Regions from separate parts of the Homo sapiens genome. Here region 2 is linked to region 1. A link is an interaction called in ENCODE POLR2A ChIA-PET data of the cell type or tissue named here. Cell type or tissue: Panc1. All regions are shown on one strand. Each heading gives the region's core, and the rest is flanking DNA. Links, peaks and the distances in the headings are about the cores only. Region 1 overlaps BRAF (B-Raf proto-oncogene, serine/threonine kinase). Region 2 overlaps BRAF (B-Raf proto-oncogene, serine/threonine kinase).

Region 1 (16,018 bases), core at 3,795-11,794:
ATAAGGAAAAATCTGATTTCTTGCCTTTTCCAGCTCCTAGAGCTGCACTGCTTGTATTTCTTGGCTCATGGCCACCTCCTCCATCTTCAAGGTCAGCAGTGTAGCATCTTCAGATCTTTCTCTGCTGAGTTTTTATATCACCTAATCATCTATAGTAAAATTCCCTTTTATTTCCCTCTTATAAGTATGCTTGTCGATTACATTTAGGGCTTACCCAGATATCCAGAATAATCTCCCTGTTTCACAATACTTAATCACATCTGCAAAGTTCCTTTTGCCACATAGGATAACATTTACAGGTTCTTCTGGGTCTTGGTATATGTTTAGTTATCTTGGTGGGGGGCCACTATTCAGCCCTCTCATGCCACTCTTTCTTTGATATTACTTCTTGATTCAGTTTCCTTTTTCTAGGTTGTCAGTTATTTTCTTCTTGCACCTTAACGTCAGTTCATTATCTTCTTGCTTCTTTTACTGATGTTGAGAAGTATGCCATCAGTCTGACTTGTCTTTACTTTCTGGTTGACTTTAAGAACTGAACTTTTTTATTTTCACCTGTTTTGGAAAATTTATGGCCAGCTTCTGTTCAAATATCTCCCCATTCCCTGTTTACCTCCCAGATTAACTCATTTTGTGCTTCGTGTCTTTCATATTTTCCATTCATTTATCTCTGCCTTTTGGCTAATTTTCTCAGAATCACCTTCTAGTCCTTTAATTCTCTCTTCAGCAGTAATCTGTTTTACGTTACCTGAGGTTTTAATTTGATGACTGTATGATTCAAAACTCATGTCTTTATAGTTTCCTCATGCTTCTTCTTTATATGTGTTGTCTTTAGGCTTGCTGTTCTTCCAGAGTTATCTCAGTAGAAATTTACTTTTGTGTTTTGGTCTGCAATTTATTAGCTTTGATTTCTTTGTCAAACTGATTATATTCGTTTTCTGTTTTTCAGGAATGTTCTGAATTTTTCCAACTAAGTGGTTGATGGTCCTGGCCTCCTTGCTTTCAGTACTGTGATTCTTTCAACCATTTTCTTGAAATTTTAAGACCACTTCTGTCTCTCCCTTCCCTCCCTCTGTTCCTCCCCCAACCCCACCTTTCGTAACAATTATTTGTTTCTTGGAATCTCTTAGGCTAGTCCTGTAGTTTTCCCCTTTGACCTATTAAGTATTATGTTACTGGATTCCTAATTAATGATTATTCTTGCTTTTAATATATATATTTATATATACTATTATATATGTTTATATATCATATATATTAATTTAAGAGTTTGATGCCTTTCTTCACAGTTTGGATTATTTTATGTTTTGTTTGTTTGTTTGTTTAGAGATAGTCTTGCTCTGTTGCCCAAGCTGGAGTATAGTGGCGTGATCTCAGCTCACTGCACCCTCCATCTCCCAAGTTCAAGAGATTCTCCTGCCTCAGCCTCCCAAGTAGCTGGGACTACAGGCACGCACCCACACCTAGCTAATTTTTGTACTTTTAGTAGAGAAAGGGTTTTGCCTTGTTGGCCAGGCTGGTCTCAAACTCCTGGCCTCAGGTTATCCACCTGCCTCAGCCTCCCAAAGTGCTGGGATTACAGGAATGAGCCATTGTACGTGGCCTATTTTTTTTTATGTTATCTTTGTTGAGTTTTGACATCTAGGTTTTGCTAGCTTCTTAAAGTAATTTAGAAGATATATAAGTATATATATGAATATATATATAAAATCACCTGTTACTAATTGATATTTTAATTACATTTTCTTTAAGGGATGAGGGGAGCCAATGGCTGTAGTTTTTTTTTTGTGCCATAGCTCCCCTTCATGTCCTTCCATAGCAGTTTGTCTGCATTTATATTTTAACATGGGCATCTTCTAGGATTTTTTAAAAAAAATTCTCAGTCTTTTTTTTGGAGAAGGAGTTTTGCCATTTGTAAAGTCACTAAAAATGATCAGTTATTTACTAAGCTTGCTTGGCTGTAATAGCTGTGGTCTACTGAAGAGATTAAAACAGGAGAGGAGATCTTTTAGTAACTTTCTTGAAGTTTTTAGTTTTGTTTTTAATTTTTTCATCTCCCTTTTAGGATTGTGGTAACAGGTTTTTCTTTTTTTTCCAAGAAGATGTTTTAACTATGTACCTACCGTTAGCTTTTCAGTATCTTATTCTACTTTTTAATATATCTCTATTTTATAAGAGTCATCAAAGTTCTTTCTCTGACTCTTCTGGAGATTCTGAAAGACTTTCTCTCCCAAACACATTCTTTAAAATTCCAACAAGGGTCATTGTGACTTTTTTTTATTCTTCGGATATAAAATTACTCTTCTTTGGGGAGATAAAAAACCTGACTTCCAGACACTTATGGTCTGGCCCCACTATACCTAGCCAATATTATCATTTTCTTTTACTTTTTTTTTGAGACGAAGTCTTGCTCTTGTCACCCAGGCTGGAGTGCAGTGGCGCAGTCTCGGCTCACTGCAACCTCCGCCTCCTGGGTTCCAGTGATTCTCCTGCCTCAGCCTCCTGGGTAGCTGGGATTACAGGCACACGCCACCACGCCCGGCTAATTTTTGTATTTTTAGTAGAGACGGGGTTTCACCGTGTTGGCCAGCTGGTCTCGAACTCCTGACCTCAAGTGATCCACCCGCCTCATCCTCCCAAAGTGCTGGGATTACAGGTGTGAGCCACCACTCCCAGCCCAATCTTAACCGTTTTTTATACCCCAGCAAGAAAATTTTATTCTAATCAGCTCATTCTCTTCATTTCTCATCTCTGATTATTTTCCCCCACTTTCTCTCTCCCATCCTTTGAGAGAAATAGTTCTTTATGCTAACTGCATATGAGTTTTTATGGAACATTGAAAAAAAAAAGGGAGTGTGGGTAATATTGTCCTGAATTTACTGGACCTAAGAAAGAATCACTGAACTAGGATGACCTGTTTTCTTTCCTACCCTATTCTGAAACCAGCTTAAATCTTCAGCTTTAATTGCATACCTATTATGACTAAGACACCAAAATAAATCATGAGGGGACAAAAAAAGAAAATGTTTCTGATCTTAAAGTAGCTAATAGACATGGAAAACATAATCAACTTTATGTTATCAAATTATGACTTAGAAAACAGTTTTGCCGAGTTGATCAGTGAACACATCATAGAGGGATGCTCTAAGGAAAGATCCATCCTGGACAATGTGGCAAAACCCCATCTCTACTAAAAATACAAAAATTAGCCAGGTGTGCTGCTGCGTGCCTGTAGTCCCAACTACTTGGGAGTCTGGGGTGGGAGGATTGATGCCAGGGAGGCTGAAGCTGCAGTAAACCAAGATTGTGCCACTGCACTCCAGCCTGGGAGACGGAGACCCTGTTTTAAAAATAAATAAAGTATTCATTTTTTTTTAAACAAATATATGTTTGCTTATTGTATGCTAGGCACTGTTCTAGGCTCTGGGGATAAATCAGAAAAAATAAGACAAAAACCTATGCCCTCCTGGACTTCATTCTGTTGGGGAGTGGGAAGACACACACCAATAACAAAATGAACACGTAAAATATATATAGTAAGGTGGTCACATATGCTACGGAACAAATAAAATTAACAAAGGGCATAGAAGCTGATTCTGTGCCTTTAAGGAATGGGAGGGATAGAGCCTTTCTAAATGAGAAGGTAAGAGAATGCTTCATTGATAAGGTGACATTGGGATAAAGAGATGAATGAACTTGGTAAGACAGCAAACTTTATAGAAATCTTAGGGGAAGAGCATTCCAGGCAGAAGGAATAGTAAATTCACAAGTCCTGCACTGGGAGTATACTTGGCACGTTCAGTTAGGCCAAATGTGATTGGAATGGGATGAGTGACGGGAGAACAATAAGAAATGAAGCTAGACAAATAGCAGAGGGCCAGGTCATGGCTTTGGTGATTTTTAGTGGGGAAGCCAGTGGAGGGTTTTGAGCAAGAGAATGACATGTGATCTGCAGTTATAGTTTTGTTTTTGAGATGGGGTTCACTCTGTTGCCTAGGTTGGGGTGGCGCGATCACAGCTCATTGCAGCCTCAACTTCCCAGGCTCAAGCAATCCTCCCACCTCAGCCTCTGGGACCACAGGCACACACCACCACGTCTGGCTATTTTTTTTTTTTCTTTTTTTTTTGTAGATACAGGGTCCTACTATGTTGCGATCCTCCCGTCTCAGCCTCCCAAAGTGCTGAGATTACAGGCGTGAGCCACCATGCATGGCCTGCAGTTACAGTTTTTGAAGAATAGCTACTGTGCCATTCTAGGCATGAAATAGGAGAGGCCATTTCAGAAACTCTTGTTAATAAACTAACAGAGAAATGAAGGTGGCTTAGACCAGGGTGGTAAAGTTAGAGAAGGTGACTAATATCTACATATATTTTGATTTGGAGATGGATTGAAATGGATTGTCAGATGTGAGAAAAGAGTCAAGGATGATGCTGAAGTTTTTGGTTTACTCAAAGAAGGGAGCTTATTTCCTGAGGTAAAGAGACTAGGAAAAACAAGTTTTGTGGGGGTGATGGGGGAGATCAGAAGTTAGTCTTTGAACATGTTAAGTTTGAAATGCCTATTAGGTATACTAGTAGACATATTCAGCAGGCAGTTAGGAATCTGGTGTTGAGAGGAAAAGGTAGAGTTGGATTTTAAATTTTGGGCTTCATCAGTTCATAGTTGGCATATAAAGATACAAGATTGGATGAGATCACCTAGGGAGTAAGTGTAGCTTGACAAAAGAAGCCATCTGACACTTTTTGGAGATATGAAAAATTAGCAAAGGCATCATGAAAGAAAACATTGAAATACCTGACTGGAAAAACAATTTGGAACCTCTATCACTGCTTCTCAGACTTTAATATGCATATGAATCATTTTGTTAAAGTTCAGTAGATCTGAGATGGAGCTTGAGCTTCTGCTGTGTGTTTTGTTTGTTTGTTTGGTTTTTGGTTTTTTTTTTTTTTTGGCAGGTTGTGGGGTGGCGGTAGAAACTGAGTCTCACTATGTTGCCCAGGCCGGAGTGTAGTGGTGCACTCATGGCTCACCGCAGCCTCAACCTCCTGGGCTCAGGTAATCCTCCCACATCAGCCTTCTGAGTACCTGGGACTACAGGCATGCACCACCATGCCCGGCTAATTTTTGTATTTTTTATGGAGATGGGGTTTTGCTATGTTGCCCAGGCTGGTTGTGAACTCCTGGGCTCAAGCAATCCACCTGCCTCGGCCTCCCAGAGTGTTGGGATTACAGATGTGAGCCACTATGCTAGGCCAGCTTCTGCTGTTCTCACAGTCTTTCAGAAGATGCTGCTGCTTCTGGTCTGTGGACCCACACTTTGAGTAGCAAGACTTTATATGACAAGAGTCATGAAAAACAATTGAAAGACCTTAACATTTGTAGAAGAATAAAGATTAATATCCAGAATAAAGACTATCTATAAATGAATATGGAAAAAACAAACAACTCAATAGAATAAAAGGGAGTGCAGTATAGGGAATTTTCCAAAATCTCAAATGGCCAGTAAGCATAAAAAGTGCTCAACTTTGTAAGAAATACAAATTAAAACATGATTGCCTTTTCCCTTTCAGACTGGCAAAAGTTTAGAAGTGTGATTGTGCTGGGTGTTGGTGAGATTGTGGGGAAGAGTGGACTTATACCCTGCAGATAGGGACTTGACTTGATACATTTCTTCTTTTGGAAGACCATTTGGCATATTTATTAAATTTTAAAATAGGTATATCCTTCAATCCTGGAATCCTATACCTAGATACCAAAAAATAAAACTTGCACTTTTACTCTGAAAAGCAGTTCAGAACTATTTGTTGGAGTATTGTTTGATGTTGAGGAAATGGAATAATCTAAATGTCCTTTAGTAAGGAAATTATTAAATCAAGAGATTTGGAACTCTTTTTTTTCATTTATTTCCCAGTACATTTAAAAATTGATATCTGACATTTTTTCATTATAACTTTGAATAGTTTAAAAGGCCATAATTTCTACTGTGTGTTATATTTATGTTAAATACATTTTTTGGACAAGCCTTAAAGCTGCAGATTTAGATCATTCAACTTAGAAACAGAATCTTCCGTATAACCTAATAGCCAGTTCTCACTATCAAACCAGACAAATTGGACTGTTTTTCTTTTTTATTAAGAAAAAAAACCTGATTACTTATTTATCTTAAAACAGATATACTAATATATGCCTTTTAATAACCACTAAACTTCTGGATTCTAGTCTGGCTGGCTGGTGATGGGTAAGGCTTGGAGCCTTGCCACAAATTTGTTTCATTGATAAAATATGGTCCTGCTCTTAATTTTTCCCCCTTTTCTCTCAAGGAATTTCCCTATTTAATTGTCTATTTGTTAGGTACTTTGGAATTTATACGTCTCAGAATGGTGCATCTTAGTAGTATTTGAGGTGGAAAAGAACTTTGCCTTTCTTTTATAAAGTGGAAAATAATTATTTTAAAAGAGGAAGTAGACAAGGAGAACCAGTTCTTAAGCAGATCAATCAGGGAGCATACAGATAAAACTTGAGGATCTGGAAATTCTCTTAAAATTGTCTATGCCCACCTAACCCCTGGATACCACTGAAGTTTAGAGACTGTTGAAATAAGCAGTGCAATGCTATGAAATGAATGCTATATAACCATTAGGGAGTAAAATATATGCATATTGACGTGGAGAGACTTCTGAGACATTACTCCATGAAAAAAGCAAGTGTTAAAAGTATTTTATATATAGTATTTAATTATATGTGTACATTTCATATATGTATGTCTTAATGTTTTTTCCATGAGTAAAAGGGAGACATGGAAGGCTGCTCACCAAACCATAAACAGAACTTAACCTTTTTGAAAGGGGGCCTGGGAATGTGAGGAAGATGAAGAGAGATTTCATGGTTTATTCTGAATATTCATGTATTCTTTGAATCTTTTATAGTTGAGAATACGTTGTATTACTAGTGTAGAAAAAAATTTAAAGATGTTTCATAATAAAAGAGAAAAACCACTGTACTAAATGATCTCTAAGCTCAAAATTTGAGGAACACTGGCAGTTACTGTGATGTAGTTGTCTATGTTAAAATATTTCTAATTCATATACTAAGTGATTTTTATTTAAATTCTTTTGAAATATTTTTTAGGTGTGGAATATCAAACAAATGATTAAGTTGACACAGGAACATATAGAGGCCCTATTGGACAAATTTGGTGGGGAGCATAATCCACCATCAATATATCTGGAGGTAAGCTTTTGAGTATCATATCTAGTAATTTTGAAAAGAAAAAAAATGAACTTATAAAAACATTTGTACTGATAATCTTGATTATTTTAGGAGGTGGGATTAGGAATAGATTTGGGAAGAGAGAATTAGCTTTGCCTGTATTATACTTCTTAATCTTGTTTTGTGTCACTTGTTAAAATAAACATGTATTTTATAATTTAGAAAACATCAGAACTAAGGGGGAAGTGATATAAATTTCAAGGTATTACTCTGAATTAAATTTTTATTTTTATTTTTATTTTATTTATTTATTTTTTTTTGAGACGGAGTCTCGCTCTGTCGCCCAGGCTGGAGTGCAGTGACACAATCTCAGCTCACTACAACCTCCGCCTCCCAGCTTCAGACGATTGTCCTGCCTCAGCCTCCTGAGCAGCTGGGACTACAGGCGCACATTACCACGTCCACCTAATTTTTTCTATTTTTAGTAGAGATGGGGTTTCACCATATTGGCCAGGCTGGTCTCGAACTGACTTTGTGATCCACCCACTTGGCCTCCCAAAGTGCTAGGATTACAGGTGTGAGCCACTGTGCCTAGCCAATTTTTTTTTTTTTTTTTTAAAGAGAAAGCACACAGTTTTGGAGCTCAGCAAACCAGTTACCATATTGGAAAATGGGGTAATTTTTTAAAATATTTTTTCCAGAATGAGTTTCCCCAAAATTGGTTTCTGCTTCCTTATAGGTAAAATTTGTAATTTTTAAATAGCTCAACATTGTTTAGCTTTACTGTTTAATAATGCCTTGAGGTTTGTGTCAAGCCTTGAGCATAATTGTAAATTTATATTCATTAATCCTATGAGTTAGTAGGTGCTGTTATAATCACAGATGAGCTTTCTTAGCATTAGTTTTCTTAAGTAGTCAGTCAGACTCCACAGCCAACAAGGTGTTACAGAATCTAGGTGGTAAGGCTCTACAGCCCACACTGCTCACTACTACCCTACACACCCTTTCTTTATAAAAGCTGGCTCAGCTGTCATCACTAGTGAGGCAAGGAGATGGAGAACTCTAAATTAGAAATGATCAGGTTGCCATTTGGCTCCAAATACCAGAGATTTTTAAGCACAGATTGAAAGACTTCTGAACTAAATTTGTAACTTAGTAATTTAATTACTTTTTGAAGGGCCAGTTAAGTCTTAAGGATTTTATGAGAAAGTTAAGTTTATATTTCTGAAGTAAACTTGGAAGTTTGGAAATAACAGCTAATATGCTGTTTTCTTTCTCCTCTTCTTCATGTGGCTCATCCCAGATCACACTCCTAGTTAATATCAAAGCTAGGACTAGAATTCTTATTTCTCATTACTAGTTAGTGTACTTCCTAATAGCCTGTGCTATCTTCTATACATATATTATTAGGAGGCTGATCAAAGGTGTCATAAGGAAGCAAGTACTGCTAATGAGAATGGCAATTTTTTATTAATCAGAATTAGACAATATAACCAGCAGTTTTTCTTCCAACCATTTCTATGTCTTGGAGACTTTGAACCCATGCTGAGATGTAATTCATTTGCATCAATAGCTATGTCCCCACTATAGCAGTGATTCACTGCCCCCTCCTCACATAACTCTTCAGGCTTTTTACTATTTGAAGACTGATCACTAACAACAAACCTTAGAGCTTCTTATTCTGTGCCCAGTACTGTGTTAAATGTATTTTATTGCTTAACTCATTTCTTATAGTTACTTTGAGCAAGATACTAGGTACTGGATATTTTTGTTATTCCCATTTTACAAGTGAAAAAACAGAGAGGTTAAGTAACTTAACTAAGGTGACACTGCTAGTTAGGAAAGAAGGCAGATATCTAAGTCAGAAATCTGTGTTCTTGATCTCTATCTTATTCTACCTTTATCATGACATTGTCTCGCTCTTTCCCCACCCTCACCCCCCAGACAGCTTTTCTTATTTGGGCTAAATATTTCTATTCCCTTCAGCCATTCTTAGTAACATAATTTATGGACCTTTTATTAGATACAGTCTTTTTGGTTGGTTCTTTTAGAATTAGACACACAAAATTGAACTACTTATTAAAATTAAATCTGAGTAGGACAGCATACATCAGACCATAACTCACAGGTTATATTATTAGCTTGTGGTAAAACAGATTCTTATCTTGGGGACTTGTGGTATACAATGTGTGTGTATTATGTGTATGTAGTATGCAAAGGTATGCATATACACATGTACATACACACACACTGAAGGCAGCAGTATAATATAATAATTACGATGAGCCATGGAGTCATACAGACTCCATGTTTGAATCCCAACTCTGGCTTAGTTTCTGTACTCAAGATATCCAGCCTTCTTATACCCCACCTCATTAGTAAAGTGGAAATAATATCACATCTTGGGTAAGTTAAGGATTAATTGAGTTTATAATTATGAAATAACATAGTTCCTGATTCAAATATTAAGAATTCTATAAATAGTTGATTTATCTTGTACTGCTCTAGGCCTTGGGGAATAGCAATTGTCTGTCTTTTTTTTTTTCCTCCTGAGATGGAATCTTGCTGTCTCCCGGGCTGGAGTGCAGTGGCACGATCTTGGCTCACTGCAACCTCCACCTCCCAGGTTCAAGCAATTTTCCTACCTCAGCCTCCCAAGTAGCTGGGATTACAGGCATGCACCACCATACCCAGCTAATTTTTGTGTTTTTAGTAGAGACAGGGTTTCAGCATGTTGGCCAGTCTGGTCTCAAACTCCTGACCTCAGGTGATCTGCCCCCCTTGGCCTCTCACAGTGCTGGGATTACAGGCGTGAGCCACCGTGCCTGGCCGGGAATAGCAATTTTTTAAAAAATGGCCAACAATCTCCGCCTTTTTAAGCTTATATTTTAATGAGGGGATGGATATATAGACAATGAACATATAAATGAGTTTTAGAACATTGCACTTATCACCATTTTATTTTTTTATTTTTTGTTGAGATGGAGTCTCGCTCTGTTGCCCAGTCTGGCATGCAGTAGCACGATCTCAGCTCACTGCAGCCTCCTCTCCTGGGTTCAAGTGATTCTCCTGCGTCAGCCTCTCAAGTAGCTGGGATTACAGGTGTGCGTTATGACTCCCGACTAATTTTTGTATTTTTAGTGGAGACAGGTTTCACCATGTTGGCCAGGCTTGTCTCAAACTCCTGACCTGAAGTCATCCACCTGCCTCGGCCTCCCTAAGTGCTAGGATTATAGGCGTGAGCCACCGTGCCTGGCCATCACCATTTTATATACTATGAATGGACTCTAACCAGCCCAAGAGAAAAGACCTGTACATACTGATATTTAAAGGCCCATCAGTGAAGAGCTAGATCTACTGATTACTCACTGAGACCCACCGTTCTGCAGGTTTCTCATCTGCCATTTAAGATTCCTTTACACTTTTTTTTTTTATTGGGGTAAAATATGCCTAACAAAATTTACCATTTTAACCATTTTTAAGTATATGGTTCTGTGGCATTAAGTCCATTCATGTTTTTGTGTATCCTTCACCACCATCCATTTCTAGAAATTTTATCATCCAAAACTGAAACTCTCTAGCCTTTAAACACTAAATCTCTATTTCCTTCTTTCTCTAGTTCGTAGCAACCACCATTCTACTTTCTATCTCTATGATCTATGAATTGGACTACTCTAGGAACTTCATGTTAATGGAATCATATAATATTTGTCCTTTTGTGACTGGCTTATTTCATTTAGCTTAATGTCTTTGAGGTTTATCCATGTTGCAACAAGGATAATGCATATATCAAAATTTTTTTCCTTTTTAAGGCTGAATAATAATCCATTCATTGTATGTATTTACCATATTTTGATTATCCATTCATCCATCAGTGGACACTTGGGTTGCTTCTACGTTTTGGCTATTATCAATAATGCTGTGAACATGGGTGTACGAGTATCTGAGTTCCTTTTACTTCTTTGGGGTATATACCAGGAGTAGAATTGCAGGATCACATGGTGATTTTATGATTATTTTTTCTGGAGTTGCCACACCTTTTTCTGTAGCACCTGCCCTGTTTTATATTCCTACTGGCATCGCATGGGGTTCTAATTTTTTACATCCTTACCAACACTTATTATTTTCGGTTGATTAAAAAAACCATAGCCTAGGCTGAGCGCGGTGGCTCACACCTGTAATGCCAGCACTTTGGGAGGCTAAGGTGGGCGGATCACGAGGTCAGGAGTTTGAGACCAGCCTGACTAACATGATGAAATCCTGTCTCTACTAAAAAATACAAAAATTTCAGGTGTGTGTAGTGGTGCGCACCTGTAATCCCAGCAATTCAGGAGGCTGAGGCAGGAGAATCGCTTGAATCCAGGAGAAGAGGTTGCAGTGAGCCGAGATCATGCCACTGCACTCCAACCTGGGGGACAGAATAAGACTCCGTCTCAAACAAAACAAAACAAGGCAAAACAAAAAAAACATAGCCTCATGTGCGTGAAGTGATACCTTATTATGGTGCTGATTTGCATTTTCCTGATGACTAACAATGTTGAGCCTTTTATTATGTGCTTATTGGCCATTTGTATATCTTTTTTGAGAAATGTCTGATTTAAGTTCTTGGTCCATTTTTTAATTGGATTGTTTGTTTTGTTCTTGTTATTGAGCGTAGTTCTTTATATAGTCTAGATATCAGTTCTTATTGGATATTTAATTTGCAAATATTTTTCCCATTGTGTGGGTTCCCTTTTTACTCTGCTTATAGTTTTTTAGTCCAAATTATCTATTTTTCTTTTTGTTGCTCTTGCCTTTGATATCATATCCAAGAAATCATCACCAAATCCAATGCCATGACATTCTTCTCCCAAATGCTCTTGCATTTGGGTCTTTGATCCATTTTGAGTTAATTTTTATATGATGTAAGGTAAGGGTCCAACTTCGTTCTTTTGCATATGGATACCCAGTTTTCTCAGCATCATTTGTGGAAAAGACTGAATGGCCTTGGCACCCTTGTCGAAAACCATTTGACTATATATGCAAGAGTTTATTTCTGGGCTTTCTATTCCATTGGTCTATATGTCTGTCTTTATGCTGTCATCATACTGTTTTGATTACACTAGCTTTGTGTAGTAAGTTTTGAAATCAGGAAATGTGAGTTCTCCAACTTTGTTCTTTTTCAAAATTGTTTTGGCTATTCAGGATCCCTTGAGATTCCTTTTTTTTTTTTGAGATGGAGTCTCACTTTGTCACCCAGGCTGGAGTGCAGTGGTGTGATCTTGGCTCACTGCAGCCCACCTCCCAGGTTCAAGTGATTCTCGTGCCTCAGCCTCCTGAGTAGCTGGGATTACAGGCACCTGCCACCATGCCTACCTTTTGTATTTTTAGTGGAGACGGAGTTTCACCATGTTGACCAGGCCAATCTCGAACTCCTGACCTCAAGTGATCCACCTGCCTTGGCTTCCCAAAGTGGTGGGATTACAGGTGCAAGCCACTGTGCTCAGCCTCCATGTGAATTTTATAAAGGATGTTTCTCTTTCTACAAGTAGGTCATCAGGATTTTGATAGGGATTGGATTGAATCTGTAGATTGCTTTGGTTAATACTGATATCTTAAGAATTCTTAACTCTGAAATATGAGTGGACAGTTAAGAATAACCAGATATTTAAAGAAAGCTGTCAACAGGAAAGACAGCAGCAGAAATGGTCAACAGAAACTCAGAAACAGTGCAGAAAACAGAATAAAACTTAAAAATAACTATAATTAGCATCAGAGATAAGATCTATTAGTCCTGTCTTGCTTTGTAGCAATACTAAAGAAGCAAAAGTAACAGAGAACAAGAAAGACCTCTTGGAAATTAAAAATACAATAGCCAGAAATTTATTTTTATTTTTATTTTTTTTTAATTTTCTTTTTAATTCTCAGCAAGGCAAGTTACGTCTATAGAAGGGTGCGCCCTTACAGATGGAGCAATGGTGAGCGCACACTTGGACAAGGGAGGGGAAGGGGTTCTTATCCCATATGCATGTGGCTCTTGCTGCTGTGTCATTCCCCTGTTGGCTAGGGTTAGACTGCACAGGCTAAACTAATTCCGATTAATAACTAGAATTTTTTAATTTTTATTATTATTTTTCTTTTTTTGAGATGGAGTCTTGCTCTGTCACCCAGGCGGGAGTGCAGTGGTGCGATCTCGGCTCACTTCAAGCTCCACCTCCCGGGTTCACGCCATTCTCCTGCCTCAGCCTCCCGAGTAGCTGGGACTACAGGCGCCCGCCACCACGCCCATCTAATTTTGTTTTTGTATTTTTAGTAGAGACTGGGTTTCACCGTGTTAGCCAAGATGGTCTCGATCTCCTGACCTCGTGATCCGCCCGCCTCAGCCTCCCAAAGTGCTGGGATTATAGGCATGAGCCACTGTGCCCAGCCCAGAAATTTTTAAAAATATATGTATATACAGACATATAGGTATGTACATGTGTATATATGTATGTGTTGTATATATATAAATAAATGTTGAAAAATAAATATTGGAAGATAAATGTTCTAGAAAGCAGAGTAAAAGCAGAGAGATGGGAAATTTTAGAGGAAACATGAGAAAAATTAAGGAATAAATCCCAATCCATAAAAATTATAAATGCGTTTAACTGCAAGAAACAGAACCCTTCAAGAATAAGTTTCTGGAACAAATAGGGATTTTCATTTCCTTTCACATAGCAAGAAGCGTAGAGGTAAATTATTGTAAGACTAGTTCTACACAGGTCAGTTGTCAGATACTTGGTTGAATCGCTATAGTCCCTTTAGCTTTTCTGTCAAGACCACAGCAGATTTTTAAGATCTTTCCCTCATACAACTCCTCAAAGCAGAAAGCAGAGAACAGAGAAGTTCTCTTGTATACTAAGCTCTTGCTAGGAAGAAAATCTTTCTCAAAAATCCTCTATAACTCTTCCTTTTATATCTCATTGACTAGAATGAGGTCACATATCACCCCTATACTAGTGACTATGCTTACATTTCCTGAAGTAAGAGTCTAATAAGTCAAAAATTTCCAGTGTTCAGTTTTTCTTCAGATTAGTTTGTATGCTGTCAAGTAGAAGTTGTGCTATGATTATTTTATTCTATAACATTTCAACAGAAACCCCTTTTAAGTTTCTATAGGAAGATAAATCTTCAACTACTTATTCTTGCTTCTTCTCTTCATTGTAGCAAAACAGAGAAATTGGTTACACCACCATCAGAAATCCTCTTGATTTTCTTTTTCCCACGTACTAATTTATTTAAAAGCCATCTTTTCAGTTCTAGATGTTCTCCTACTGGCAGATAACAGTTAACATTCTATTGATTCCCTTGATGATAACTACAGTGAAATATGAGATACAGTACTCTAAAGAATTTCAAATTTGTCTTCTCAGTTGATCTTTGGTTCCCTTTTTTCTACCATCATCCAAAGGAAGAAAAGATAAATTTACTCTGAAAAGTTGTTCCCCAGAGTTTCTTCATTTCCTCTCAGTGTTTCCATATTCATTTATCCAACAAATTATTGGAATGCCTTCTATGTGTAAGATATAATGCTAGATGCTTTTCTAGTAGTAGATTCTTCTTTCTGTACTTGATTTATTGGAGCCCAGAGATGAAGGGATACTGTCTCTGTAATCACCCTACAGCTGAGTCCTAACTACTTCAGAATTTATGGTTGAATCCTACAGTCCCCTGTAGACTGATGAAGACAGTAACAGCTCCTGACATTTACTGAGTATTTACTATGTATCAGGTACTAATCATATATTAGTTCATTTAATCTTCAGCCTACCCTTTGAGTTACACTTAACTATTCTCATTTTCATTTTATAAATGAAGCAATTCAGGCACAGAGGGATTTAATAATATGGCCAAGGTTACACAACTTGTAATTGGTAGCCAAGGTTTGAATCCCAGACATTCTGAATTTACAGCCCATGCGTTTAATCACCGTATCATTCTTACACTTGGCAGCCTTTCTGATTTTTAGTCTATATAGAACCTAGAATAATACAGAGGCATTGTGTCAAACCCTTCAATGAAATTAATACTGGAAGCTGGATGCTTCCTGTGGAATGCAGAACAGTCCATTATATATCATTTATGGGCAGTTTGTAAGATTTCATTGTATCTTGTGAGAGTAAGAATAATTAGACTAAATTTAATTAACTAAATGATAAAAAATAAAATTTTTATTTCGCTGCTTTTTCTCATTACATTGAAATTAAATAGATCCTTAGATTTTTTTCCCTTCTGTTTTAATTGAGAAATAATTCACATACTATACGATTAACTTTTTAAAACTGTGTAATTCAGTGGTTTTTACTATATTCACCACTATCTTATTCCAAAACATTTTTATCACTCCCCAAAAGAAACCCTTTATGCATTAGTAGTCATTCCCTGCAGCCCCTGACAACCACTGATCTACTTTTTGCCTTTATGGATTTGCTGGTTGAAATATTTCATATAAATAGAATTATATTATGTGGCCTTTTGTGACTGGCTGCTTTTACTTAATGTAATGTTTCCAAAGTTTGTTTATGTAGTAGTATGTATCAGTACTTCATTTCTTGTTATGGCTGAATATTTCATCATACACATATATCATGTTTTGTTTATCCATTCATCAACTGATGAACATTTGGGCTACTTATATGTTTTTGCCATTATGAATAATGCCACCATGAACATTCACGTGCAAGTTTTTGTGTAGATATATTTTCATTTTTCCTGGCTGTATGCCTAGGAATAGAATTGCTGGGTCTTGTGGTAACTCTGTTTTACACTTTGAGGAACTAACTGCCAGACAGT
Region 2 (15,141 bases), core at 4,866-12,865, 110 kb after region 1:
AATCACCTGCATTTTTTTCTGTTTCCCAGGTGATTCTAATACAGACCAAAGTTGAGAATCACCAATCTAAAGATTTTTTTTAAAAACAGTGCAGGCTTTTTAGGTATTTCATAACTTCCCAACCTAATGAAATGGTAGTTTTTGTATATAAATGTTACTGCTTCATTTAAGTGATTTGTCTGTTTTGTCAAGAGCTCAGCTCTATCTTTTTGGTGCTAGCTCTGAGTAGCTTTCTCACTTCACCTATTGTGATATCGGAGAAATAATCTCTTAAGTTACCATGTACTTTGTGTGTGTACTTACTGAATCACCATATGCCCCTTACACAACAGTGGTCTTGACTGTGTTTGATGGTTTTTAAAAATGGCTACATTTCTACCCAGTTCATTATAAAACTAAATTTTAGTTGGTGTTGGCCTTTCTAACTACTTCATAGCTTTAGAATGTTGAGTCTTAGCTTTGAGTGTGTAACAACATGACTTTGGATCTGATGTTTTAAGCCTGCAGGAAACTTAGATTCAGGATGGACTGAAATTTCAGCTAAAGAACATAATTGAAACATTGTACTTACTGTACTTGTGATAGATCTAGATCACTGAAATGATTGATTTGACAATGGCAGTTGGGGTAGCAAAATGGTCTCTAATTTACAAGCTTCATGTCCTCTGTCTTTTACAGTCTTATTTATTCAATCATACAGCATAACAGCCTGTACCATGTTCACTTTTCCTGTATATAATATTTTTCTGGAGGAATTATGGATTTTTAGTTTAGTTTCAGTTGATTTATCATATAGACTACAAATTAATAAAAATTTATGAACCTAAGATCTGGATGAAATTCATTTGTCAGTGAATACGTTTATCTTAGTACAATAATAAAATTATAATATAGAAACAAGTATTATCTCCAAAATACAGATAAAAGCATCCCAGAGTTCTTCTCTCATCCACTTCTTGGCATTTTAGGTGCTTTGTCCTCCATGGGAGTATAATAAATGATGTGGCAAGGGCTTACTCTCCATGAGAGGAATGTGTGACCAACAGAAGGGTAAGGCCTTTACTAGTTAATTCTTTCTAATAGTATAGTTAGAACCTTCTGGAATTTGCTAGTCTGAAACCAAGTTAAGTATTTAATGGAGAAGAAGGAGGTAAAAGAATGATGTCCTCTTACAACTACCCCCATTCTGCTTCATTACCCCCTAGTCTACTTACGTCAAATAGTACTTTCTATGAAACTCCACATTTTGAAGGGTTAACTCTGGCCATCCTCAGTGAAGCTGCCCCAGGTATTGCTCCATTCATCCTTTGATTTTTCTTTTGCTATCTATAATACTTGGATCTCCATAGCTCTCAGATTAGACTTCTGTTTAAGAATCCAGGAATATTCTTTACTATGCAATGTGAATACCATTCCCCTAGACTCTCATACCCATAGTCTGAGGTGGCAGATTTTGCCTGTAAATTCAGAGCACAGCTGGTAAAGCAGTGTGATGTAATGGCAGGCCTTGGACTCAGGTAGGTAGACTAGGTCTACCTACCTCTCTGGGTATCTTTTTTTTTTCTTTTTTCTTTTTTTTTTTTTCCAAGACGGAGTCTTGCTGTGTCGCCCAGGCTGGAATGCAGTGGCCTGATCTCAGCTCACTGCAACCTCTGCCTCCCATGTTAGCGATTCTTCTGCCTCAGCCTCCCGAGTAGCTGGGATTACAGGCACGCAGCACTACACCCAGCTAATTTTTTTGTATTTTTGGTAGAGACAGGGGTTTCACCATGTTGGTCAGGCTGGGCTCAAACTCCTAACCTGATGATCTGCCCGCCTCAGCCTGCCAAAGTGCTGGGATTACAGGCGTGAACCACTGCACCTGGCCTTTTTTCTTTTTTCAATTACCTGCAAAATAAGGGAATTCGGCTAAGAATTTCTTCCAGCTTCAAAAATCAGATTCTTTTCTAAAATAGTTCTCTTAGCTCTTTGCAAAGTAGTGTGCCTTTTTACCTTTATTCACCCTAGCACTAAAGTCTGGGAAATCACTTTGTCATCCCCCCACTCTCTTTATCATTCTAACATTTTTCTCTCTAATCACCCTGTTCTTCCCTCCTTCAGTGCATTTTCTCTTGTAAATTGGGATTAATAATGTGCTCACTTAAGTATATTGACTATACCTTTATGGCTTTCGTTCCTTGGAGTAGAAGTGCCGTGTCTTCTTTGAAGAATAGATAGCATATATCTGTTATTTCAAGTGTATTATTCCAGTTATAATTGCTGCATAACAAACCACCCAGAATGTAGTAGCTTAAAATATGAATCTGTAGGTTGGGCTTTTCTCTGTGAGGAAGATTCTTACCTGTTTCACACCGTATTGACTAGAGTAGATTTACGGGGTGTTAAAAGGATCTACTCAGAAGTGGCTCATTCATGTACCTGGCAAGTTGGTGCTAGCTAGAAGCTAGAAGCTCAGTTATTCTCCACATGAGCTTTTCCTTGTGGACCTCTTCGCAGGTCTTCAAGGACCTCTTCATTGGTCTTTCTCACAGCGTGGTTGCTAGGTTCTAAGCACAAGATCTGAAGAAACAGGAAGTAAGTACTAGTCTCTTATCAGTAGGCAAATTATTTTAATAGAAAATGTTTTCAATACCAACTATATGCAAAGCACTATGGAATATAGAAGGATTCAAAATGAATAAAACAAAACCCAGGCTCTGCTCTCAATGGCATGTGCAGTTCTGTTGAGGCCGTGCTGGGGGTGATACTGAAAATGAGCAGACATGAGCTCCAGTAATACCATGGAGTGAATTGACAGGGTCGAGACACCAGGAGTACTGAGTGTGTATTGAAAGTATGAAAAATCAGTCCCAGAATTTGAAGCTGGGGTATTGGTTTCGTTGTGTATGTGCCACATGAATCTTCTGTCCATGAATAACATCCAGGAAAAACTTCCCTTTTTTCTTCTTTCTGTTTCTTCATCAGTCAGCCTCTGCACCCCACCCCAGCAGATACTGAAAGTTTCCTGCTTTCTGCTCTGCACTAACTAAATTCTGTGGGATGTATAAAAACATGAGAGTTGTCTTTGATTTTTTTTCTCACATTCCTCCTGAAAGACTCTTGAAAAACTATGTATCTCCTTGTATATTTTTTAAGTTGGCATCTAAAAGTTTTTATCTTAAGTTTAAATAATTGCAAAGAATGTAATTTCCAGTATATTCTATTAACATTTTAAAATAAGACTACTATATTAGATACATATATATCCCTCTTTTTGAAATATATACATCAAAATCTAAAAACCATACCGATTTTATGCCTATTAAAAAATACTGAAGCTCTTCATTAATTTCTGGAAGTTTTACATGGTTCCTTTTTTCTCTTCAAACTATTTGTATTGTTTCTGTCACAGAACTTCATCCTAATGTAACATATTTGTATGTTTTAAAGCCTTTTATTGATTACCTAAGTTACATCTCTGCAATAAAAGTATGTATATAAATTTAAATTTAGAATTTTACAAAATTGTGACTTCAAGCTCTGATTATTAATTTTTTAATTCTGAATTATGTTTTTGTTGCAAGTAATATATAACTGATGAAAGTAGCATATAAGTTTTGATATATGGAAACATAGAATGTAAAATTATATTGGAAATATGTATCTTAATGAATGACATGGGGCTTTTCTTTTCCCTTCAATTAATGTATGTATCTGTGGATAAATACAACTTTTTTGTTAGGACACTAGATACTAAGACTTAGTATTGATTCTTTCCATATTTCATTTTTAAAGAGGTAAATACTGAGAAATTTTATCTAAATTATAAGAAGATGACAAAGGCAGGAGTTTTGTTATAATCACATGCAGAGTTTAGTAGTCCCCAAGACCAGCTTCAGGTTTGTTAAAAGGACTTGCTGAAAACTCACTGAAAGCTGCTCAAGACTCACTGACAACTGTTACATTCACAGTTACAGTTTATTACAATGAAAGAATACAGATCAAAATTAACAAGGGAAGAGACTCATAGGACAGAATTCAGAAGCGTTCTTGTTGGAGCTTCCTGTCACCCTCTCCCAATGGAGTTGTGGACAGAGCTTCCAGTAGCAATGTGTGACAACACACATGGATTATTGCCAACCAGGGAAGCTCACCTGAGCCTTGGAGTCTAGAGTTTTTATTGGGGTTCAGTCATATGATTAACCACCTGCGGGGCTGACCTTAGTTTCCAGCTCCTGCAGAGGTCAAGCTGATGCCACATGACCCAGAGCCCTCTATAAATCACATTGTTAGCACAGTCTGTCTGGCATGGCCCATGGCCCCCAGATAAACAGACACTCTGATCAGGCAGGACATTTCAAGGACTTAGTGATTACCTCCCAGGAGCCAAGAGCAAAGGCTAGCTCTCTCTTTGGGCAAGGTTAATTCTTTACCACATACTATATATCACTCAATCATCTGAGCTCATTCCTATAATGTACCAAAATTTACATAGTAACTTGTCATTAAAAATGTTTTAAAAGCTCAGCTGACATTTCAATTAATATTTTTGAAAGTAAAGAATTGGAAACCAACAGACTCGTTACCCATTCGTTGGAGCCCAGTTTGACACCAGTATTTAGAAATGTCTCTTTGTTGCCCCAGAGGTTTTTACACCCTGGGACAATGTATACTATAGTTAGGTTACATATGGGTAAAAGGTGTGCCTTTTTTTTTTTAATTAAAGTTTTAGGGTACATGTACACAATGTGCAGGTTAGTTACATATGTATACATGTGCCATGCTGGTGTGCTGCACCCATTAACTCATCATTTAGCATTAGGTATATCTCCTAATGCTATCCCTCCCCACTCCACCCACCCCACAACAGTCCCCAGAGTGTGATGTTCCCCTTCCTGTGTCCACGTGTTCTCATTGTTCAATTCCCACCTATGAGTGAGAATATGCGGTGTTTGGTTTTTTGTTCTTGAGATAGTTTACCAAGAATGATGATTTCCAGTTTCATCCATGTCCCTACAAAGGACATGAACTCATCATTTTTTATGGCTGCATAGTATTCCATGGTGTATATGTGCCACATTTTCTTAATCCAGTCTATCATTGATGGACATTTGGGTTGGTTCCAAGTCTTTGCTATTGTGAATAGTGCCGCTATAAACATACGTGTGCATGTGTCTTTATAGCAGCATGATTTATAGTCCTTTGGGTATATACCCAGTAATGGGATGGCTGGGTCAAATGGTATTTCTAGTTCTAGATCCCTGAGGAATCGCCACACTGACTTCCACAAAGGTTGAACTAGTTTACAGTCCCACCAACAGTGTAAAAGTGTTCCTATTTCTCCACATCCTCTCCAGCACCTGTTGTTTCCTGACTTTTTAATGATTGTGATTCTAACTGGTGTGAGATGATATGTCGTTATGGTTTTGATTTGCATTTCTCTGATGGCCAGTGATGGTGAGCATTTTTTCATGTGTTTTTTGGCTGCATAAATGTCTTCTTTTGAGAAGTGTCTGTTCATGTCCTTTGCCCACTTTTTGATGGGGTTGTTTGTTTTTTTCTTGTAAATTTGTTTGAGTTCATTGTAGATTCTGGATATTAGCCCTTTGTCAGATGAGTAGGTTGCAAAAATTTTCTCCCATTTTGTAGGTTGCCTGTTCACTCTGATGGTAGTTTCTTTTGCTATGCAGAAGCTCTTTAGTTTAGTTAGATCCCATTTGTCAATTTTGGCTTTTGTTGCCATTGCTTTTGGTGTTTTAGACATGAAGTCCTAAAGGTGTGCCTTTTGTAAAGTGGTAGAAGGGCAGTTATAACAGGGAAAATGGGAAAGCAAGATAAGTGTTACACTTCCACTTGAGTGGTTCTCTGGCAAATCAGTTTTTTCAAAGGGGATACCAGTAAGTTGATAGTTGTAGAAATTAATTCCCTTAAAACCACCATGTTGGCTGGGCGTGGTGGTTCACACCTGTAACCCCAGCACTTTGGGAGGCTGAGGCGGGTGGATCACTTGAGGTCTGGAGTTCGAGACCAGCCTGGCCAACATGGTGAAACCCCATCTCTACTAAAAAAATGGAAACATTAGCCAGGCATGGTGGTGTGCACCTGTAATCCCAGCTACTTGGGAGGCTGAGGCAGTAGAATCTCTTGAACCCAGGAAGGGGAGGTTGCAGTGAGCCGAGATCACACCACTACACTCTAGCCTGGGCAACAGAGCAAGACTGTCTCAAATTAAAAAACAAAAACAAAAAAAACCCCACCATGTCTATACACCTCTGGCAAAGTCTTCCTGTAACCCCAGGGATACTTGACTCTAATTTAAAGACTATAGACCTATGACATGGCTGATCAACTAGCAAAAAGTTATCACTCACCTTAATGAACAGTTAACTTAAACATTGAAAACCTCTTGTGTCCACAAGGTTATGTTAAATACTGGAGGTAGTGGTGTTATAGATATTTTTTAAGAATTTTTTTTTTTTTGAGACAGTCTCGCTCTGTTGGCCAGTCTGGAGTATAGTGTGGCATGATCTTGGCTCACTGCAACCTCTGCCTCCTGGGTTCAATCAATTCCTTGCCTCAGCCTCCCACGTAGCTGGGACTACAGGCACATACCGCCACACCCAGCTAATTTTTATATTTTTAGTAGAGACGGGGTTTCATCATCTTGGCCAGGCTGGTCTTGAACTCCTAGACCTCATGATCCACCCTCCTCAGCCTCCCAAAGTGCTGGGATTACAGGCGTGAGTCACCACGCCTGGCTTCTTTAAGAATTTTTTTAAAATATGTATGTATGAGTCACAATCTCTCTGCCTGAGCACCCATAGTCTCATTGGAGAACTTAGATAAGATACATATCACAAAAAGATTAATAACCATACAAGGCAGTAAATGATCATCACAGCTAGTGGTGGGAAGAAGGACCATTATTACTTCTAGGTGTGTAAAGAAAGGTATGATAAGCATGGTTACCTTTCAGTTAGGCCTGATCATCTGGGTTTCAGGTAGCTAGAGAAGGGTGAGGGAGGGCATTATAAGCAGAGTAGGAGCAGCGGCAATAAAAAAGTTAAAAGTAGCTTTGTATTGGGATAGTCTTCTCTACAAATCCTGTTACTTACTTAACTGTATTATCTCGGGCAAGTTACTTAATTTATTTGAGCATTGGATTCCTTATCTGTAAAACAGAGTCAACACCAACCTTGTAGAATTCTTTTTTGAGTATTAGATGATATCTAGAATCCAAGTGTCCCAACGTTTTTTGGCCTTTCAGGGCCACCTTTTCCACTGATAGCCAAGTAAGAATACCTGAATTGCTGTCCATAATATATGACTATAGGAACTCCAGATCCTTTCTCTCAACTTTGAAGACCCCTGTTTGAAGTGCTTTACATTCTCCTGGCTGTTGCTTGTCACTTGTTGCTCCAACATATTATTCCAGGTTGCTCCCAAAATTCTAAGACTGCTGTCTTCCATTAAAATGATGATGTTATGATGGTGTAGCTTCAGTAGGGGGCATTGTGAAAGAAAACTGTAATCCCCTCAATTCAGTAACTCTTTCCAAGGTTCATCCTTTAACCTCTACTACATAGAGGCCACATTGCAATCAAAGCTTTACTAATGCCTGGCAGTTAAACAAGGGTCATTACAGCACCAAACAGGAAATAACACAATGTATCAAGCTTGGCGGTTTCTAAAATTCATCAGCTCTGCCCTGTAGCAGGGATCTTTTATGGGCTTTCTCCACTTTAGCCTCTACTCTCCCCCTGTTGCACCTATTCCCTCTAAGACCAAAAGCCCTTCTCTCAGGCTGTCCTCCCTGAGTCCCAAGACTCCTAACATCTATCCCTGCCTGCCCTCAAAAGAGGCAAAATATTAGGAAATTAAGAAATTAGAAAAAATTATAAATCTCTGAATCCAGGGAAGACAAGCCTTTTTATTTCGTTAAACAGATTTTAGCTCCTAATGGCTTCCCCTTCTCTCCTCTGGCGGAGGCTCTGGTTTGTATAACCAAGTGGCCCATTAGCGTTTCCACAATAAAAGGGCTTAAGATGCAGATGCCAAAACGACTGCTAAAATGTTAACCTTTTTGGTTTTCCCTACACATATATAGAGGACTTAACACAACGTCCAACAACAAGAAGTGCTGAATAAATTTTTTTTTTTTTTAAAGTAAAGAAGAGGCACTGTCAGATCTGTTTTAGATGGTTACCCTGTGAGTGGGAAAATGGACTGGATAAAGAGAGACCAAAAGCAGGGGAGCAATTAGAGAACCTTTGCCACAGTCCAAGGATCATGAAGATTTGAGCTTGCACTCCTTTTGTGGGTTTCCCACCATCTATGATGTGGCATTGGTTTTTTAAAACTTTTTATTGAGGTGTAATACATACATCGTAAGCTGTAAATGTACAGCTTATTGTGTTTTCAATGAGTGTGAAGTATATTTTTCAACTTATCTACAAGGTTGAATTATTTCCCTTTTTTTTCTCTCTCCAGATAATTTTTATGGTGGGACGAGGATACCTGTCTCCAGATCTCAGTAAGGTACGGAGTAACTGTCCAAAAGCCATGAAGAGATTAATGGCAGAGTGCCTCAAAAAGAAAAGAGATGAGAGACCACTCTTTCCCCAAGTAAGTAAAAGCTTCATGCTATCCAAAAGAACAGACTAACATTCATAGACAGATTTCTGAGCACTTTTTTGGGCACACAGTGTGTATTTCATGAGTTTGGATTCTATGTGCAGACTCCAGACAAGAAAACACATTAAGATGGCTTCATGAGGGTTGAGCAGTGGCACACCTAGAAATTTTGGGTCCTAATACAAAATATTCAGAAAGACTTTGCATTTGTCCATCAGTTCTCAGACTTCTCAGTCTTTGAACTCTTTTACACATTTAAAAATTATCGAAGACCCCCCCCCCCACAAAGAGCTTTTGTTTATATAAGTTTTAATTCCTTATTAGAAATTAAAACTATTTTTTAAAATATTAATGAATTAAACATAGTAAACCAATATGTTAAATAATATTTAGAAAAAAACAGTTCTATTATCTAAGAGAAAAAAATTAGTGAGGAGTTGTATTGTTTTACTTTTTTTGCAAATCCCTTTGCAAAAAGAAGACAGCTGGATTCTCCGCTTTTGCACTCACATTGCAATATCTCACATCATGTCACCCCTAAAAACTCTACTTAACGCTTGTAAAATAATGACAGTAAAAAAGGCAAATGATATCTTATTGTTATTACAAAAATAGTTTTGACCTCGTGGATCCCCTGGTGGTCCACGGACCACATTTTGTGAACCACTGCTTTATTTCTTCTTGGTGGTAAACAGATTCAAGCTTTCCTTTAATACTGGGTCTTTTTGAGGGGCATTTCTGCCTGATGCAGAAAAAGGAAAAGGCAGTAAGGCATTTGTCAGCTCAGCCTGCCTTTACCTAATTCTTGATAACTCACTGCTTTTTTTTTTTTTTTTCCATATTGGAAGGATAAAGCCTTAAGTTAACAAATTTCAAAAAGAACTGTAACTAAGGCCAGGTGTCGTGGCTTACAAATCTCAACACTTTGGGAGGCCAAGGCAGGCAGATCAGTTGAGGTCAGGAGTTCGAGACCAGCCTGGCCAACATGGTGAAAACCGTCTCTACTAAAAATACAAAAATTAGCTGGGCATAGTGGCAGGAGCCTGTAATCCCAGCCACTCAGGAGGCTGAGACATGAGAATCGCTTGAACCCAGGAGGTGGAGATTGTAATGAGCTGAGATGACACCACTGCATTCCAGCCAGGGCAACAGAATGAGACTCTGTTTAAAACAAAACAAAACAAAAATATCTAAATACCTCAACTAGCTTACAGAGTTTAGCTGTAGTAGATATTATAATATAAATGCAATGTTTTCTGATACTTAGGGAGCTCCTGATAGCACTGGATAAATATGCCTTGATGAATCAGTACAGTTTCAAGTGGGAAGTGCTATTTCCCATAGTAACCCTGCTACCATAATTACTGGAGTGTTCATGTATGAACTCTTAGGCCTTTGAATGCCCAGTCCTAGCTGAGTAACTCAGACAGAAGTCAATGTTACAGGAATTAGATTCACTCATCCTTTATTTTTAAATCTAAAAAATGTTATTCTTCTCTAAAGAATGAAAGAAGATAAAATTGATGGTTTTAACAAGTCTGTCAGGGTGTTGCCTAAGAAAAGAAAGGGAAAGCTAAGTGGTTGGCTGGGTAGATATAAGTTTCATTTATCAGGTTTCAAAGTTACTGTTCCTTTGAGGAAGAGTTTTTATTTTTTCTTTTTATTTTTTTATTTGTTTCTCTAAGTCAGGAAACCTCTGGGTTGAGACTGTCCTGGTGAGAGACAAGTGCTGCTGAGCAGCTTCAGCATGACCCTGTCCCATGTTCTCTTTTCACGTCATGGTGCTCGGGTTCTTACTTAGAATGTTTATTGACATTAATAATGCAAAGTACATCCTTAGGCCCACTTTTTAAATGATATTAAAAGGGGCAAAATGCTTAGCTCCATACTTCTAAATATAACATTTCATTAATTACATGGTTTCAAAAACTGAAGTGCATATGTGAACTTTCCAGATTATTGGAGGCTATCCCTTTAAAGTGTTATTTTGAAATTTTTGTTACAGGATATCTTTTCACACCATACTGTTATATGCCACATAAATTTTAGATGGCTGAAGATCTATATGTTTTATAAAATATGAAATCATTTTTATAGTTTTGAGGTAGGAAAGGCTTTCTTAATAGACAAAATTCAGAAGGAAAAAATTAGCAGATGTGAGTACATTAAAAATTTTTAAACTTCTATATAGAAAAATAACATTGAAAGATAAAAAGAATAATTGTAGCATATATAACAAAAAGTAAATGTTTATAATATACAAAGGACTCCTCCAAATCAATAAGTAACAAACAATAGAAAATGGGCAAAGGGAATATGAACAGGTGATTCACATAATAAATACAAATGGTGAATGAACTTAGGAAAAGGTGTAAATATTTCCATGGCAGTCAGTAAAATGCAAAGACACAACAGTGAAATATATTTTAATTTCGCCTCTCAGGTTGGTAATATCCAGCACTGGGAACAATGTTGGGAAGTGAGGAGGAGCATTCTATGTAAAATTTTAAAGGTTTGGTGGAAGGCAGCATTTTGGAAGACCTTGGTAGAATCCATAAATTCAAAATACTTCTAAAAATCTGTGCTATGTAACCTATTTCATAAGTATTCAGATATATATAAGAATGTTTACTATAATAAGAAAAAGACATTAAGATTAAGTTAGTTTTGTATTGATGACATGGATATTGGTGAGAGAAAAAGAAAACAAGACAGAAAACAAAATGTAGTATGATACCTCATTTTTTTTTTTTATAGGCTGGGCCTGTTCTGTTGCCCAGGCTGGAGTGCAGTAATATGATCATAGCCCACTGCAGCCTCAAACTCCTGGGCTCAAGCGATCCTCTCACCTCAGCCTCCTAAGTAGCTGGGATTGCAGGTGCCTATCACCACACCCAGCTAATTTCTTGTGGTGGTGGTGGTGGTGGTTGTAGAGATAGATTCTCACTATGTTGCCCTGGCTGGTCTTGAACTCCTGGCCTCAAGCGATCCTCTCGCCTCAGCCTCCCAAAGTGCTGGGATTACAGGCGTGAGCCCCAGTGCCCAGCCTGATAACCACTTTAAAAGGTTAAACAGAGGCCAGGCACGGTGGCTCACGCCTGTAATCCCAGCACTTTGGGAGGCCGAGGCAGGCGGATCACCTGAGGTTGGGAGTTCGAAACCAGCCTGACCAACATGGAGAAACTCTGACTCTACTAAGAATACAAAATTAGCCAGGCGTGGTGGCACATGCCTGTAATCCCAGCTACTCGGGAGGCTGAGGCAGGAAAATCATTTGAACCCAGGAGGCGGAGGTTGCGGTGAGCCGAGATCGCACCATTGCACTCCAGCCTGGGCAACAAGAGTGAAATTCCATCTCCAAAAAAAAAAAGTGGTGTTCAGGTGGGCCTTGTTTTCATGTATGTATTTTTATACATAAAAAAAGGTACTGAAGAGGCCAGGCGCAGTGACTCACACCTGTAATCCCAGCACTTTGGGAGGCCAAGGTGGGTGGATCAGTTGAGGTTAGGAGTTCGAGACCAGCCTGGGCAAAATGGTGATACCCGTCTCTACTAAAAATACAAAATTATCCGGGCGTGGTGGCACACGCCTGTGATCCCAGCTACTCGGGAGGCTGAGGCAGGAGAATCGCTTGAACCTGGGAGGCGGAGGTTGCAGTGAGCTGAGATCGCGCCACTGCACTCCAGCCTGGACAATAGAGTGAGACTCCATCTCAAAAAAAAAAAAAAAAGGTACAGAAGAAAGTATAGACTCTAACAGTGGTTATCCCTGGAGAGCAGGATTTGAGAGCCTTATACTCTTTATACATTTCTATAGTATTTTAATTTTTATTTGCATGTTATACTTGGAATTTACAATTTTTTGCAACTGCTTACTTCTTTGTCTTATACTAATCATCATAAAGATTACTTTTTAAAAAAAATTTAACTTTTAAAAACAATTTTCAGCCAGGCATGGTGGCTCATGTCTGTAATCCCAGCCCTTTGGGAGGCCGAGGCAGGCAGATCACCTGAGGTCAGGAGTTTGAGACCAGCCTGGCCAACGTGGTGAAACCCTGTCTCTGCTAAAAATACAAAAATTTAGCTGGGCATGGTGGTGCGCTCCTGTAATCCCAGCTACTCAGGAGGCTGAGGCAGGAGAATCGCTTGAACCCAGGAGGGGGAGGTTGCAGTGAGCTGAGATTGTGCCACTGCACTCCAGCCTGGTTGACAACAGCGAGACTCCGTTTCAAAAAAAAAAAAAAATTGGTATCTCAGGACAATAACAAAAGTAATAATAATAGCTGCTAAGGTTTTATTGAGTGCTTATTATAGGCCAGGCATTATGCCAAGCCCTTTAAACATGTTTCATGATTATGAACATGCATTATCATGCTGTATGCCTTCAAGGATTATAACCTGTTTCTTTGTGCCTTAAAATTGTGAATTTCTGCATTTTATATATTGGGGTCTATTTGTCGAGTTCTCCTATCTTTGCTCTTGGGTTGTCCCCTGTCACTTCTCATGTGCTACTAGCACTCTGGGTCTGTGAGGTTCTGCTTTCAATTAGGTGTATGTAAAACATTTCCCATGGCTAGGTTTCTTTAAAGGGCAAGTAGCTGTGATAATTCTGTTTAGAGATAGTCATAAAGTGCTTTACTTATTTATACTCCATCTTCTTCCCAAAAGAGACTTGTGGTCTATAACAAAAAGGTATAAAATTGGTTTTAAATTTCTATTATTTACTGTTTCAAGACTAACAAATGATCTAAAATATAAATAAAAGCTGACTAAGAATTACTCTCCCCATTTAATTTACAGAGAGAGTTTCTTCTTAAGAAAAAATACCAATTATTTACAAATATTTTCCCAAGCATTTATGACAATGCTGAAAACAATGTAAGATTTCAGGTGCTTTCTTGTAAAGTGTGATGGGACTCTTAAAGATTTATACCACCCAGATTTTCATTCTTCTTTCTGTTTTTTCTTTTTCTTTCTTTCTTTTTTTTTCTTTTTTCTTTTTTTTTCTTTTTTTTTTCTTTTTTTTTTTGTAGATTCTCGCCTCTATTGAGCTGCTGGCCCGCTCATTGCCAAAAATTCACCGCAGTGCATCAGAACCCTCCTTGAATCGGGCTGGTTTCCAAACAGAGGATTTTAGTCTATATGCTTGTGCTTCTCCAAAAACACCCATCCAGGCAGGGGGATATGGTGCGTTTCCTGTCCACTGAAACAAATGAGTGAGAGAGTTCAGGAGAGTAGCAACAAAAGGAAAATAAATGAACATATGTTTGCTTATATGTTAAATTGAATAAAATACTCTCTTTTTTTTTAAGGTGAACCAAAGAACACTTGTGTGGTTAAAGACTAGATATAATTTTTCCCCAAACTAAAATTTATACTTAACATTGGATTTTTAACATCCAAGGGTTAAAATACATAGACATTGCTAAAAATTGGCAGAGCCTCTTCTAGAGGCTTTACTTTCTGTTCCGGGTTTGTATCATTCACTTGGTTATTTTAAGTAGTAAACTTCAGTTTCTCATGCAACTTTTGTTGCCAGCTATCACATGTCCACTAGGGACTCCAGAAGAAGACCCTACCTATGCCTGTGTTTGCAGGTGAGAAGTTGGCAGTCGGTTAGCCTGGGTTAGATAAGGCAAACTGAACAGATCTAATTTAGGAAGTCAGTAGAATTTAATAATTCTATTATTATTCTTAATAATTTTTCTATAACTATTTCTTTTTATAACAATTTGGAAAATGTGGATGTCTTTTATTTCCTTGAAGCAATAAACTAAGTTTCTTTTTATAAATTTTGAGTGCAGGTGACCAAAAATATTGCTGAGGAGTGGCACGTTTGACATGAGTAAAATGTCTTAACTTCGGATTTTTAGCGGGAAAATGTTATAAATTGGAGTTTCTTTTAAATAGCTTTTTTTAAAATACATTAAGGATGTCTCGCTCATGTAGAAGTCAAATTTTGTTGCAAACGCATTGCTCCCTTCACACCCAATCTCTCCCCTGCAAAAAATCTTCACAGAATTCTGTGAGAACTTTTAGGTGTGTTTTTCTTTGAGATACCTCTGGTTGCCAAACACCAGGTAATAGATTTTTTAAAGTTGTTATTAGATTATTCTTACCTCTCATGATGCATATTTTAGCAATCACCTTATCATTGTGTCTCATGTTCTGTCCTCCTTATATTCTTTGCCCAGCAAGATTCTACTTATGATGAATGAATGCTCTTCTCCTTTTTTCATTCAATGGTATGAAGTATTTGTTAGGGTTCTTTAGTACTTACACTTTGTTGTGTAGAAAATGACTGTAATGTGGTGGTCAGTGTATTCTTACTGTGATTCAGAGGGAATCAAAAGTAGAAAGCAACAGCACGTGGTCCTATCAAAGATTTGGCCATCTCTGCTTCACTGTCAGCCTCTTAACTATATCTTCACTTACTCAATTTGGTTTTGTCATGATTTTTAAATGTAGCCAATAGATCAAGGTTCTTCCAGTAAACACATATCTGCATAAATGCCTCCTTGAAGTCAAT

Evidence for each region. Peaks named below come from ENCODE experiments on the same cell type or tissue, not always from the same donor. Only the 100,000 strongest peaks of a DNase experiment are listed, where the experiment ranks them.
Region 2: POLR2A ChIA-PET joins it to region 1 with 14 read pairs; 2 of 35 experiments call an interaction of 5 or more read pairs at or near these places.

What each region holds. Positions count from the first base shown.
Region 1 is chr7:140,841,321-140,857,338 of GRCh38, reverse strand. It overlaps BRAF (B-Raf proto-oncogene, serine/threonine kinase), which reads left to right. Exons shown (of 18, transcript NM_004333.6): 2 at 7,127-7,228. Among named protein-coding and RNA genes, the nearest start is that of BRAF, 76 kb to the left of the region's middle. In Panc1, for the core only: no CTCF peak of the experiment used is centred there; a DNase peak (open chromatin) is centred at 8,180.
Region 2 is chr7:140,733,275-140,748,415 of GRCh38, reverse strand. It overlaps BRAF (B-Raf proto-oncogene, serine/threonine kinase), which reads left to right. Exons shown (of 18, transcript NM_004333.6): 17 at 8,470-8,604; 18 at 13,646-15,141. The coding sequence ends at 13,819. Among named protein-coding and RNA genes, the nearest start is that of NDUFB2-AS1, 44 kb to the right of the region's middle. RefSeq lists silencers at 1,381-1,581, 13,051-13,251. In Panc1, for the core only: CTCF peaks have their summits at 7,445 and 7,644; no DNase peak of the experiment used is centred there.